Linked DNA regions of Homo sapiens: region 2 is linked to region 1. The links are chromatin contacts, found by Hi-C or POLR2A ChIA-PET in ENCODE. All regions are on one chromosome and are shown on one strand. Each heading gives the region's core, a stretch centred on a gene start or an enhancer-like site at or near the end of the contact. The rest is flanking DNA. Distances are from core to core; before and after follow the strand shown.

The links. A loop is a pair of places that touch in the nucleus more often than their neighbours do. ChIA-PET counts read pairs that join two places held with the same protein, here RNA polymerase II (POLR2A).
Region 2: a loop to region 1 is called in a map of endothelial cell of hepatic sinusoid, with 7 times the contacts of the local background. The contact joins two enhancer-like sites. A Hi-C loop is called at or near these places in 2 of 168 maps with a recorded cell type or tissue (endothelial cell of hepatic sinusoid and heart right ventricle). POLR2A ChIA-PET finds 5 or more read pairs at or near these places in 3 of 52 experiments (PC-9, WTC11 and activated T-cell).

What each region holds. Positions count from the first base shown.
Region 1 is chr16:83,840,829-83,847,736 of GRCh38, reverse strand. No RefSeq gene overlaps it. Among named protein-coding and RNA genes, the nearest start is that of HSBP1, 36 kb to the right of the region's middle. RefSeq lists enhancers at 444-943, 944-1,445, 5,423-6,069, 6,070-6,717, 6,718-6,908. Within about 2 kb of position 3,861, at least 5 of the 41 ENCODE cell types and tissues checked have a DNase peak (open chromatin) inside an H3K27ac peak, as active enhancers do.
Region 2 is chr16:83,922,226-83,929,011 of GRCh38, reverse strand. It overlaps MLYCD (malonyl-CoA decarboxylase), which reads right to left. Exons shown (of 5, transcript NM_012213.3): 5 at 1,981-6,786. LOC105371372 (a long non-coding RNA gene) reads left to right here. Exons shown (of 2, transcript XR_007065147.1): 2 at 1-5,552. Among named protein-coding and RNA genes, the nearest start is that of MLYCD, 27 kb to the right of the region's middle. Within about 2 kb of position 1,896, at least 12 of the 41 ENCODE cell types and tissues checked have a DNase peak (open chromatin) inside an H3K27ac peak, as active enhancers do.

The sequences.
Region 1 (6,908 bases), core at 2,612-5,111:
CCCCTGTGCTCTCTGAATTCTTGTTTTCCCATTTACTGAGCAGTTAGTGGATTTGGAGGTGGGAAGAGCCTCACCCTATAGCATTTCACAAGGTACATTAGGAGGAGCTGCTGAGCCATGGGGTAGCTCAATTTCTACATCTGTAAAACGAAATGAAGCACGTGAGGATTGAGATGAGTAAAGTCTCTAGCATATGTAAAAGACAAAATATATTTGCCAATATTTAAGTTGCGACATTTTAACTTCCCCTTTTTAACAGGTCCTCCATGAAGCAGTCTACCTCCTCAGGCTAAACCGGGAAGGTGTCACCCTTGGGACAGAGTGGGTACTTGATCTCTCTAGTAAGATGTTGTTTTTCACCACTTGACCTTAGAGATCCTCCCAAGATGCAGAAATGCTTAGTTCTCAGTCATGAGAGTAGAGCTGGGAGGAACACAAACATATTAGACAAAGAAAAGCCAGGAAGGCAGGGCCCGGGCATACAGGTTGCACACTGTGCAAGGATCTCATGTAAGGGGCACCTTTCATTCATGGCAGAGACACTGTAGATTTATAGATTTGTCCTGACAGTTTTCTAGATACAAAATAAATAGAGCAATTTTTCTTCCAGATAGAAGTAAAGTGTCCTGAGGAAGGAGGTGCCTGTTTCTAAATTGCACCAAGATGCTCATAGATTAACTGCAGCCTGGGGAAGCCCTCTGCTCATGGCTCCCAAAGTTTGTGGGGTGAACAGACCTGGAGGGAGCAGAGGGGAAGAGTGGATGTGTGGGTCTTGCTAGGTCTCTTGGAGAAGACCCCTGGTAGGGAGTTGGGAGGGAGCCTGAGGGGGAGGGCTTCTTTTCTGGTTCCTGTTTAGTTCTCTGCTATCCTGACTGCACTGATACGGAATTTAAGAAGAAATTATTGGCTGGGCACGGTGGCTCACACCCATAATCCCAGAATTTTGGGAGGCGGAGGTGGGCGGATCACTTGAGGTCAGGAGTTCGAGACCAGCCCGGTCAACGTAGTGAAACCCTGTCTCTACTAAAAATACAAAAATTAGCCGGGTGTGGTGGCGGGCACATGTAATCCCAGCTATTCGGGAGGCAGAGGCAGGAGAATTGCTTGAACTGGGGAGGTGGAAGTTGCAGTGAGTTGAGATCATGCCACTGCATTCCAGCCTGGGTGACAGAGTGAGATTCCACCAAAAAAAAAAAAAAAAAAAAAAATTATTTAGGCAGATACTAAGGAAGGGTAAGGATGTCCTTAGTAAGGTTTTTCTTTTAATTAAAAGCAGCAGCCCCCAAATCATTTCTTTTCTAACAAACAGCAGCTTATAAAATCGAGCTGCACACATAGAAAGGCAGGCTAGAACCTGGCATGGTGCATGCCGGTAGCTGTGCCAGTAGGAAAGGGGTTACCTGGGTCTACGCATGTCCAACATGGCGGCTCCGTCTTCCCTTCCCTTTGCCAGCCAAGTGTACAGTAAGGAGCAGACAATATGGCACCCACCAAGTGGAAAGCCAATTTGCTTAATAAGATTAGAGTGGGATGGGCAGCTTCCCCAAATGCTGTGTAAACATCACACCTGGTCCAACCAATCTGTGGGCCCTCTGTAAATCAGACACCCCCTCCTCAAGCCTGTCTATAAAATCTGCTGCATTCTGCTGCAGGCCAGAAGTCCCATTCTGGTGCCCTTCTCTTTTGCAAGGGAGAGAGCTGTTCTCCTTTCTCTTTCTTTTGCCTATTAAACCTCCACTCTTTGTTGTTGTTGTTGTTGTTGAGACAGAGTCTCGCTCTGTCGCCCAGGGTGGAGTGCAGCGGTGCCATCTCGGCTCACTGCAACCTCCGCCTCCTGGGTTCAAGTGATTCTTGTGCCTCAGCCTCCCGAGTAGCTGGGATTACAGGTGTGCACCACCACACCTGGCAAATTTTTGTATTTTTAGTAGAGTTGGGGTTTCACCATGTTGGCCAGGCTGGTCTCAAACTCCTGACCTCAAGTGATCCGCCTGCCTCGGCCTCCCAAAGTGCTGGGATTACAGCTGTGAGCTACCATGCCCGGCCTGAACCTCCTTGTGTGTGTCCATGTCCTTAATTTTCTTGGCATGAGGCAAGGATACTCAGGGATTACCCCAGACAAGGACACCGCTTCAGCATCAGGGAGAAGTCAGTAATGGAGTGAGACTAGGAGGGGAGGCCTCGCATATCCAGCAGGCCCCTGGCAGGAAACCGATGGCTCATACCAACTGGGAACTTGACCGTGCGTGGGCAGAGCAAGAGAAGGCTGCAGGGGGCCACAGGGCCTAGGGCCAGCAAAGGCAGGAGCCACTGCTGCTCCCAGGCCTGAGAGTGGCGGGTGGTGCTGGGCAGACAGGCTCCCGATAGGTGCTGGGCCCTGGGGAGAGGACCCAACAGTGGGGGAATCAGAAAATGAGGACAGAACCGAAGGCCCTGTTCTCCCTCCTTTTTGCCTTCAGCTGGTGCTGACCATTGGCCAAACTCAACTGGAAGCCACAGGCAGAAGTGTCTGGGCACCGGGCTCGGGGACAGGGGAGGACACTTCTCTGAAGGAGGCAGGGATTACTCGGCGTACCTGATCCTGGCTTCACTGGTCTCCTCTTGGTTCCCAGGTAGAAAGGGTCAAGGTGACCCTTAGGCAGAGGCTGGGTATAGGCTGGTCTGGGACAGGGAAGCAAATGGAGGACGTGGTGGAGACTCACAAGAGACTTCAGTTTGGAGAGGGCTGAGGTGAGACTGAGGCAGCCATGGGGTCTCTTGGGTCCCAAACAAACCCATCTCGGGAGCTTACCCCAGCCCCCAGTTCACACGATGGAGGCCCACGGGGCTCTCGGCACCGCATCATGGTCACCGCCTGGACCTGAGAAGTGCTTCCCTCTGCTGTCAGGGGTACCATGGGGGCCCCTGGTCTCCCAAACACCCAGACCGCATCTCAGGGAGGGGTGGGCAAGCAGAGACGGAACTGAGAGAGGCTGAGCACGGCCAGCGGCCAGCTGTGTGTGACCTGATTCAGCAGCTGGGACAAAAGGCAGTTTGTTCCATGATCCCTGAGACGGGGCCTTGGGAGAGACCAGATGAATTCTACAGAATATGAGGAAGTGGGTGGTCAGGTACAGAAATCTGAATCCCACTATATATCTATGTCTTAAATATATGTATTTTTTGATCCCATTTGTGTGTGTATGCGCGTGCACTCACACACGAGAGTGAAAGGGAGAGAGAGAGAGACAGACAATTAAGGCAATCCCTTCTCTAGTATTCAATCCCAGAAACTTAGATGATTATGGTACCCTATTAAAATGGAGTATCCTAGAACCATGAAAAATCCCATTTCTCAAAAATATTACAGACCAATAGCACTTGTAATGATAGATGCAGAAGTCCTTCATAAAATTTTACCAACCAGCATAAAACAACTCATTAAAGAAAAGTCACCAAGGCCAAATAAGCTTTGTTCTTAAGGTAATTTATCGTGGAATAAGAGAAAATATTTAAAGGCTTTAATAATTGAAACAGACAATTTTAAAACATGATTCAACACTCTGTTTTCATAAAATAGTGGAAAAATAGTAAAGGGAGTTTTCCCTTAACACGATGAGGTGTTGCATTTGAAATTCAAATCCAATAGTCATTTACAGAGGTGCAGGGTTCTGTGCTGGGCACTGCACCACGGCATGACCCTGCTTCCCCCTGACCCTGGAGTGATGTACAAAATCCCACTCTGTTTGGCCCAGCACTGTCTCTTCGGTCTCTCCTCCTCCCCTTTTCCCTCCTACTCATGCATCGCGGCATGGCAGGCCTTCCTGCTGCTACTGGTGCATACCAGCCTCACCTCTGTGGCTGCGTCTTTGCATGTGCGGTTCCTCTCTTTAGAACAGCTTCCCCTTGGCCAGATAGCTCCATGACTGGCCCCTCCCTCCTCCCTCCTTCCTCCTTTCCTTTCCTTCTTTTGGTGGAGTTTTGCCCTTGTCGCCCAGGCTGAAGTGCAGTGGCGCAATCTCGGCTCACTGCAACCTCCGCCTCCCAGGTTCAAGCGATTCTCCTGCCTCAGACTTCCAACTAGCTGGGATTACAGGCAGGCACCACCACGCCCAGCTAATTTTGTATTATTAGTAGAGATGGTATTTCTCCATGTTGGTCAGGCTGGTCTCAAATTCCCGACCTCAGGTGATCCGCCCACCTCGGCCTCCCAAAGTGCTGGGATTACAGGCGTGAGCCACCGCGCCCAGCCTGGTTCCCCCATTTCTTTGAGGACTCAGCTTAAATGTCACTGTCTTGCTCAGGACTTTCTTGAGCAACCTATGCTAAAAAAAAAGCATGCAAAGTCTACCCAGCTCCCTCCCAGTGCTCCTCACCTCCCCTCCCTACCAGTCCTCGATGTCACCTGTCATAACCTACAGACCATATAGGGACTCGTTTCTTTATTGTCTGTCTCCCGCTGCCAGAACACGAGGGCCACCAGGCTGGGGACTTTGCCTTTTTCACAGCCGTTTCCCGGGGCCCAGAACAATGCCAGGCACTGCAGTTGCTCAGGGAGTGTCAGTGACATGAGTGAATGAGCAGCTGCCCCCATGGGAGAAGAGGTAATACCTGCAACTTCTCCATTTCAAACCCTTTTGCTTAGGACTTCTGCATACTTGCACTTAAAACACCTTTATTTTTGAAAAGGCAAAACATGCCCATGGTATAAAATTCAAAAAGGCCCTAAGACTTAAGAGTACACAGTAAATATAAACACTAAGCGCCGCCTCATGCAGGCACTTAAAGCCTCTTCCCCTTGCCAGAGTCTGATAGATAGAAAAGGGAAGCTCTTGCATAATTTTCATTTTTTCCACAAGTGAGATTGAGCTTCTCATCTATTTAAGACTAGTGAGTGTTTGTTTTTGTTTTACTGGGGACTGTCTGTTGATAGCCTTGCTTATTTTTCTGCGCAGTTGTCAGTCTGTCTTATTGATTCTGCAGGGTAGGAAAAAGAATTTTCTCTCTGTCCTTCATAATTCTTAGCCGGGACTCCCTATAACAAAAGACAGATGCACAAGAGAAAACAAACAGAAATTTAAAAACATTTATCCCTCCTGTATACGTGGGAGATGACCCAAAGAAACGAGTCGATCTTAAAAAAAAAAGAGTATAAACTTCAGGCTTAAATATCATTGTTTGCTGAAACAAAGTAAGGAGGGTGGGGAAAGGCCCCTTTAAGGTGAGAAGGCCAGGACAAGCCCTGGAAAGCAGAAGCGAGCTTGCGCAGATTTAAGTTGAAGGCTTCTCCGCTGATTCAGAGTCTTAGAGGGAGACATCCTTTCAAATGGAGATTTCCTTTACAAATACCAATTTCTCTTACAAAGGATAATTTTTCAGATCTTTTATGTCTGCAGTTTCTCAAAATAACCAGGTCAAAATAATCCTTATGACAAAGAGGCATATTTGGGTGGCCTATGGCGGTCTCCTTGATTCATATTTTGGGGTGGTGTGTCCTGAGCCTTATCAATTCATACATGGGAGCACTCTTCATATTGAGGAAATCAGGCCTTTTTCACAGTTTGTCATGTTACTGTGTTTATGGTATACGTTTCTGGGCAGAACAGCTTCTTTTTTTTTTTTTTTTTTTTTTTGAGACAGAGTCTTGTTCTGTTGCCCAGGTGGTGCGATCTCAGCTGACTGCAACCTCTGCCCCCACCCGGGTTCAAGTGATTCTCCTGCCTCAGCCTACTGAGTAGCTGGGACTACAGGTGCATGCCACCACACTCGACTAATTTTTGTTTTTTTTTTTTTAGTAGAGACAGGGTTTCACCATATTGGTCAGGCTGGTCTCAAACTCCTGATCTCAAGTGATCCACCCGCCTGGGCCTCCCAAAGTGTTGGGATTACAGGTGTGAGCCACTGCGCCCAGCCAAACAGCTTATTTTTACATCAATCTTGTCTTTTATGGCCTCTGTCAAAAATAAAGTTGTAAGCCTTCCGATCAACTGGATAGACCCTTCCTGTACGCCAAGGGCATTCTAAAGTAAACCTGAAACACTGGTTCAGGTCATGATGGGAATGGGTTGTTAGACATGTGTCACTATACCTTCGTCTCCTTGGGATTCAGGTACAGCTGACCAGCATTAACATTAGAACAGAGACCTTAAGACGGACAGAACAGATGCTTTCAGTCTGACGAGAAACATTTACATGTGGAGCTGAGGCTCTTGCCTGTAATCCCAGCACTTTGGGAGGCTGAGGCGGGAGGATCACTTGAATCAAGGAGTTTAGGATCATCCTGGGCAACATAGTGAGATCTGGTCTCCACAAAAAAATAAAATAAAATAAAATAAAATTAGCCAGGATAGTGGTGCATGTCTGTGTTCTCAGCTACTCGGGAGGCTGAGGTGGGAGGATCACTTGCGCCCAGGAGGTCAAGGCTGCAGTGAGTTATGTTTGAGCCACTGCACTCGAGCCTGGACGACGGAGTGAGACTCTGAAACCTACTACCTGAGGGCTTCATCCACATAATAAGAACCTTGGTCTCCACAACCTTTTTTTTTTTCTTTTTTCACTCTTGTTGCCCAAGCTGGAGTACAATGGCGCGATCTTGGCTCACTGCAGCCTCCGTCTCTCCTAGGTTCAAGCGATTCTCCTGCCTCAGCCTCCCAAGTAGCTGGGATTACAGGCATGCGCCGCTATGCCCGGCTAATTTTGTATTTTTAGTAGAGACAGGGTTTCTCCATGTTGGCCAGGCAGGTCTCAAAGTCCTGACCTCAAGTGATCTGCCTGCCTTGGTCTCCCAAAGTGTTGGGATTACAGGCATGAACCACTGCGCCCAGCCCCCAAAATAAAATTCTAAGCCCTCTGACTGACTGAATGGATCCCTCCTCTCAGCCAAGGGGATTCCAAAGTAAACCTGAAAAACTAGTTCAGGCCATGATGGGAAG
Region 2 (6,786 bases), core at 647-3,146, 83 kb before region 1:
TACCTGCCTTTACAGCATTTAGATGAAGTGGCCTTTTGTTTCCAAGTTGTCAAGCGGGAGACGCAGACAGTGTTTCTTCGAGGCTTGGGGGGTGGTTGTGCGAGAGTGGACGCTAAGTCCGGGCCAACACTGAGTGCTGTATCCCAGGGACATAGGAGTCCTGCGTGTGGGTCTGCGACACGTAAGGGCCTCTCAAGCGTGGGGTCTGTGGCAGGTGCCCTCCTGCCTGGGTCTAAGGCCAGTGCCGATTATTGTTGTGAAAGCCCCACATTCCTTTCAGAAGAGGTTTGGCAATCGACTGCTTTACCATAGGTGCTGCCTTCATGATCCTGAGGTCGTGGGTAAAAATCTCCACTTTCAACCACAAGGCTGCTTTGAGGATTGCAACACTTGGGCAGCAGAGGTTTATGTCCACTGCTGGTTTCTAAGCCAGCCTGTGTCTGTGCTTGCACAGGAATGGGCAGGAGCTCTGATTCATACAGATAAAAAGCTGCAAATTATAAGAGTTTCAGACTGTTCTCTCTGTGGCTGCTGCAACTCACAGATTTTGGGAGAAGCCTGGGTATGCTGAGGGCTTACGAAGTCGAGATGACCTCACACCACAAGGTGACATGTTGGTGGTTCCAACGTGCTAATCTCTGATGCATCACACTTGTGAATTGGCCACTTCCAGTGCAGTTACAAATGAGATTTTAAGTGAAAGCTTAATAAGTATTTTGGAGCTCTGGAAGGCCTGCAGGATTTGGCTGGTCCCCAATGCCACTGTGCCAAGCAGAGGCCAGGTTCTGCTGGGGTGCCCCAACTCCTGGTCACATAGGGAAGTTCCTCCTCCCAGGACGCCAAGGTCTGGCTTCTACCTGCATGTAGCTTCTCCTTCTGGTCCCAGTGCTTATCACTGGGGTTTCCAGAACACATCTCTAAGAGTCGGGCGTGGTGGCTCACACCTGTAATCCCAGCATTTTGGGAGGCCAAGGCGGGTGGATCACTTGAGGTCAGGAGTTCGAGACCAGCCTGGCCAACATGATGAAACCCTGGCTCTATTACAAACACACAAAAAATTAGCCAGGCATGGTGGTGTGTGCTTGTAGTCCCAGCTACTCAGGAGGCGGAGGCAGGAGAATTGCTTGAACCTGGGAGGCAGAGGTTGAAGTGAGCCAAGATGGCCCCATTGCACTCCAGCCTGGGCGACAGCGCAGGACTTAGATAAACCCAGGGCAAAGTGCACTTTGCATGTCTAGAGGCAAAATTCTTCAAAGGATTGCCCAGGGTGTGAGATGTGTGATAATCTGGTGGCTCCTGGACGAAGCAATAATCTCATTTAATCCTTTTCCAATTCTTGCTCCTTTATGAGTCTTTTGAGGACTTTCTGAGTCCTCAAAGAGAAAGTCTGTTTGGTAATATACGTTTAAAAAACCTTAACATTTATTAATCCTCCCCCGCCAACCCCGATTTTTTTGAAGAGAGAAAGCAAATGTATCTAACTGAAGTTTAATGCTGTTTTGTTTTTATATTACTTTTTACTTTTAGCTTCTACTTAATAAAAAAATCCAGCTTGTATTGATGGGAGGGATATAAAAAAATTGCGACAGTGCTCAGCAAATGACTGGTGTTTGGGACCCGTGGCCTCTAGATTTAGCGGAGTTTCGATCTGTGATCTGGGCTCCATGCCTGAGACAGAAAGTCATGCCCTCAGTCAGCCCGACTTGAGACCGATGTGAAGCGACTGGAGGGGGCCCTCTGGGACATTTGCAAATGACCACGCCCCTGCTGTACTGCAAACGACGACTGGGCAAGGAGGAGCTGACCACAGGAGGCTCGGACTGGGAGCCAGAAGATTCCCCCGGGGAAGCTTCAGAAAGCAGGAAGAGCAGCTGGTTTGGGCAGTCCCAAATGCCTGCTCTAGCTCTGAGTATCGTTACCTAATCCCTGTGAGAGAGTGGGGAGCGGCTGTGCAAGTTCCGAGTGCAGGTATGCTACCTGTTAGGATTTTATTTTTTTATTTTTATTTTTTTTTGAGACGTAGTCTCGCTCTGTCGCCAGGCTGGAGTGAGTGGCGCCATCTCGGCCAACTGCAACCTCCGCCTCCCGGATTCAAGCGATTCACCTGTTAGGAATTTTAACATTCAGCGCCCAAGCGCAGAGCAGAGGAGGCTGGAGGGGCGCAACACCGCCATCTCGCGGCGACGGGGTGCACAGCGCTTGCGAGGACCCAGACTGGGATCCATCTGTCCCAGAGACTCATTTTCAGCATCAAAGTGCGTCCCTGCGCTGTCCGTAAAGAGCCTGCCATGCGGCAGGTACCGCGCAGGACTCCAGACCTGCCTTATCTTTTGAGATCCCCACAGCCCCTGAAGGAAGGGACCACTAATATCAACATTCACAGGACGAAATCGGAGGTGTCCTTGTGTTCACAGCTGGGCAGCCCACCCAGCTCAAGGGGGGACTTGGGGAACGCTGTCTAGCCTGCGAGAGGTGGAAGTGGGCTCCTGAGAAGGGCGGCCGCGTGTGGCTTCACCGTCCCCTTTTGGGTTTAAAGGGAACTTCCCCGGATGGATTAGGTGTCACGGCAGCAGTGTGAGAATGGAAGCGCCCAAGCCCGTCCCCTCGGCCAGCCCCTTCAGCTCTCTGGGCCTCAGTGTCGTCACCCGTCAAACGGGGACAGGGACCCTCCTTCCCAGTGCAGGGTGGGGTCCGAGTGAGCTAGGGCAAGCCAGCGTTCAGTGCAGGGCAACTGGGGTCTGAGTCCTTGGGGAGCTGGGCTTGGAGAAAGTGAGATCTCGTGGGCTCTGGGAGGGAGGGCCTGTGCTCTGTTCCCACACAGCACCCCCAGCGGCAGGGCTCCTTGGGGAGGCCAGACCAGGGCCAGGCGTGGCCAGAAAGACCCTGCCTTTAAGGGGCTGTGGAACCCTGGGCAAGGAGTGTACCCAAGTAACCAGCGTGGCCCCAGGCCAGGGGTCCCCTCTGCAAGTGTCACATTGGAGGGGGCCCTGATGATCTTGCAGACCCTGCAGCCACCTCGGGCCAGAAGCGAAGCAGGGTCCCTGCCCTCAGAGAGCGTCTAGTCTAGTGGAGATACACACATGAAACTGCCTTGTTTAGAAGCTACCAGGAAGGAGAGGCCCCAGTGAGAAGACGGCAAATAAAGGGGGACTGTGACCTAGTCAAGCCACCAGGGAAATCTTCCTGAGGAGAGGACGATGGATGAACTTTGGAGGCAGAGTGGGCATTGCCTGGGAGGCAGGGAGGGGAGAGCGTTTCAAGAAGAGGGAGGAGCATGTGCCACGCAGGAAGGAGGGAGGACAGGGAGTCCCAGACTGAGGGAGGACAGTGCCAGGAGGGCCTGGAAAAGCAGAGGGGAGGGTCAGGCCACAGCAGGCTTGAGAGGCCACGGAGGGGGCTGTGTGTGACAGGGAGGGTGACGGGGATGGTGGGAGGTAGGAAAGGAGAGGAGAGATGGAACCTGATTTGCATTTCACAATGACAACTCTGCCTGCTGGGGTGGAGAAGGATCTGGAAGAGTCTGGCGTAGGCAGGTGGGCAGAGCACCTGCGAGGTTAGTTAATGCACATAATCAGGAAGGAGACTTTGTAACCTGGGCCAGGGAAATGAAGAGAACAAGGCCAGTGGTCTGTCCAGGGGCCCGGGGACGGGTGGGAGGTGGGGGTGAGGGGAGCCCCAGGGATGGCACCCAGGCTTCTGTGTTACACAGTTGGAGGTGGCCTCGCCAGGAAGGAACAGCTGGAGGAGGCCAGGTTTTGGAGGGAGGGCATCTGCATTCAGCCTTGGCCGTGCTGAGCCTGAGCTGCTGCTGAGCTATGCAGGGGAAACACACAGGTATGGGGTGTCTGTGTCACCAGTGAGGGGACTGTGCAAGTGACTGTCCTAACTGAACACTTCAGAGTGAAAAGAAGCTCTGTTAACAATGATGCCACACCAGGGCCCCAGACAGGGCCTGTCCCCGGCAAACAGGGGCACTAGTGCCCTTGCTATCGGTAGTTAGGAGACAGCAGAGACACGGATGGGGGTGAGATCCTTAGAGAAGGAGGGGACTCCCGGAAGCCGAGAGGAATGGCTGACTAAGAGTGGCGGAGCACAGGTGGGGATGGCCAAGAGGGTGTGCATCTGTGCCAGTGCCGGGAGCATTTGGGAAGTGCAGTGTGGCCCACGGTGGCCCCTGGCCATTGCTGAGGGGGAACCTGGCTGGATGTACCCCCTAGGAGGTCACCGGGGGCCTCGGTGAGAGCTGGCAAGGAGAGGTGGCATCGTGAGCCACACTGGGGTGGAGACTGCAAATGGCCAGTTCTCTCTGGAGCAGCGCCGCTTAAATAAACATGGCTCTGGCATCTTTGAAGGCAGCTCTCTGGTCTTCTCTCCTGCGAAAGTGCTCAAGGAGGCAGTAACTCACGTTCAGGGGGTGCTGTCTGAGCAGCAGGAGTGAGGGCTGCCTTTCTTCAGTGAACCAAAAATATTTGCCAAGCCTCTCCTATGTGCCAGGCGATGGAGACAGATTTACGGCAACAGACGTGAGAGAACAAGCCGGGGGTTCAAGCCTCTGTCACAGACGCACGGGAGCTTCAGAAGCAAGCGCTCCTGCTGGGTGGGATACGGCCCACTCCATCTCCCCCGCTCTAGGAACTGCCTGGGCCACTCATCTCCCCTCGTCAACATGAAGAGGTGACGCCAGCTGTTCTACTCAACTGCTCCGGAGAGACACCTGCTCTGGGTGCACTCACCACAGGGCCAGATCCCCCATCTCCAAACCGGGCCAACCATCGTTCCCACCACGGCCCGGGCTGAGTCTGGGGTCATGAGAGGAGGCTGTCTCTGTGGCGGCGGAGCTGTGCACTGCCTGCTTCCTGCACGAGAGCCAGGTCCGGGTTCCTCCTGTCTTCCCGTGGTCTGGCTGCCCCTCGCTGGCCTGGATTTTATGCTTTGGTGGGAGCTCAGCTTCTCTCCCTGGCAGCCGAGGGCTCGGACCGATACGGCCAGCACTGTGCATGCCCGGGTTTGAGAGAAGCCACCCCAGCCTGGGGTTGTCTTCCACAGACCCCCGCCCCCTTGCCAGAATGTCAGCACCCTAACACCCCCTGTCCTCAGTCTCTCAGCCCAGCCGGGCTACCTTTCTGACCTATTCCCCTCCAGGCTTGCCAAAACCTGCGGCCCACTCTGTTCTGCCCACTGCTGGCCTTCTCCTCTCTGGGCCTTTGCGTGGGTCTCCCCACGTACGGTCAGGAGGTGGACCAGTGCGGTGGAAGGAGAGCTGGGTGGTGGTCGGGCCTGGGTTTGAGTCCCAACTCTGCCCTCACCAGCTGCTCAGCCCTCTCCCAGCTCGCCGCCTCATCGCCTCATCTCTAAGTGAGGAACACTCGCTCCAGCTTCAGGGCTGGACACGGTGATCCTCTAGGGAAGGAGGCAGGCTGGAACCAGGAACGTGTACAGAGAATGCCTGGCCCAGAGCAGAGAATCTCGTTTCTCTCTGCCTTCCTCAATGATCAAGAACTAGCCAGGCGGGAAACGCAAATGCAATGTGGAAATAAACCAAACAAAGGCGAGACAGAGATCTAGGGTCACCTCTGTGAGTCCGCTAAACTGCAAATGAGGCAGACTTTCTGTGGTGAAATCATGGGCAGCTTTTGTTTCTAAGAGTAGATCAAAATGGACTTCATATTTCTGTAAGCGCCTCAGAATCCAATTGGAAATCACAGAGGTGTTTGCTCGATTTAAATCTTTAGTACACCTCATGTTTAATTTCAAACAGAGCTCAGAATAAGCACATGCCTGCACAGAGCACTGAGATTCCCTCACTTCTGAGGCCACACAGAACGAGGAGGAGGGAAGCCCTCTTGGGAGCAACTCTTGGTTGTTCTTGCCCTGGAGGTCAGTGAAGGTCAAGCCCTCAGAGGGAAGGAGGGATGGAGAGGGTAGAAAGAGAAAGACACAGAGAGACAGAGAGGCCTCAGAGTGACCACAGGGAGTTCAGATTCTGAGGCCCTGCAGAGCCAGTCTGGAGCTAGCCGGTGGCCTGGGCTCTCCCTGAGGAGTATGACAAGGGTGCTCAGCCATCAGGGGTCAGGAGGTCCCCTCAAGCCCCTGTGCAATGCCGTGTCCACAGGAGCCATTCCCACCTCTCCCGGGAACGAATGATCCACTTAGTCACCTCTTAGAAATTGTGAGAAGCCAGAAAACCAACAAATATTCAAATATCCAAATAAGGACTGAAAGATCCCAGAACCCGCATTCAGGTGAGCAGGATGGTGGCGCCCAGGTCCAGATGTAGAAACGCCCATCATGACAGGGACTGCTCTGCTTCCCAGGGCAGGCATCAGTTAACTGCTTTATATACATCGTCTCCTTTGAGCCTCTCAGCAGGCTGTGGGGTCGGTACTATGGTTACTGCCACTTAAAGATGAGGAAACTGAGGCAAAGCAAGGGTAGGTGGCTTGCCCTGGGCCACCCAGCTGGAAGTGGTGGGGCCAGCATTTGAACTGGGCACTGGCCGGAGCCAAAGTCTACAGCTCCCTCCATGGTGCCTCACGCTGCATTTCAGAAGAAAAAGGAGCCCATGAACAGGTGAGAGCAGGTGCACCCCAACTCCAGTGGCACCCCTCAAGTCTGAACCCCAGCAGGGTGCATGGCTGGGCCTCTTGTGAAACCCTGTGGGTGGGATGGAGGGAGCTGGGGAGCATCTGATCCACAGATGACAGGGCTCCAAGAGATAAGGAGAGCCGGAACTTAGGTCTCGGATACGGGGGGAATGGAGCAGAGTAGCTCCTGAGATGGGACGGG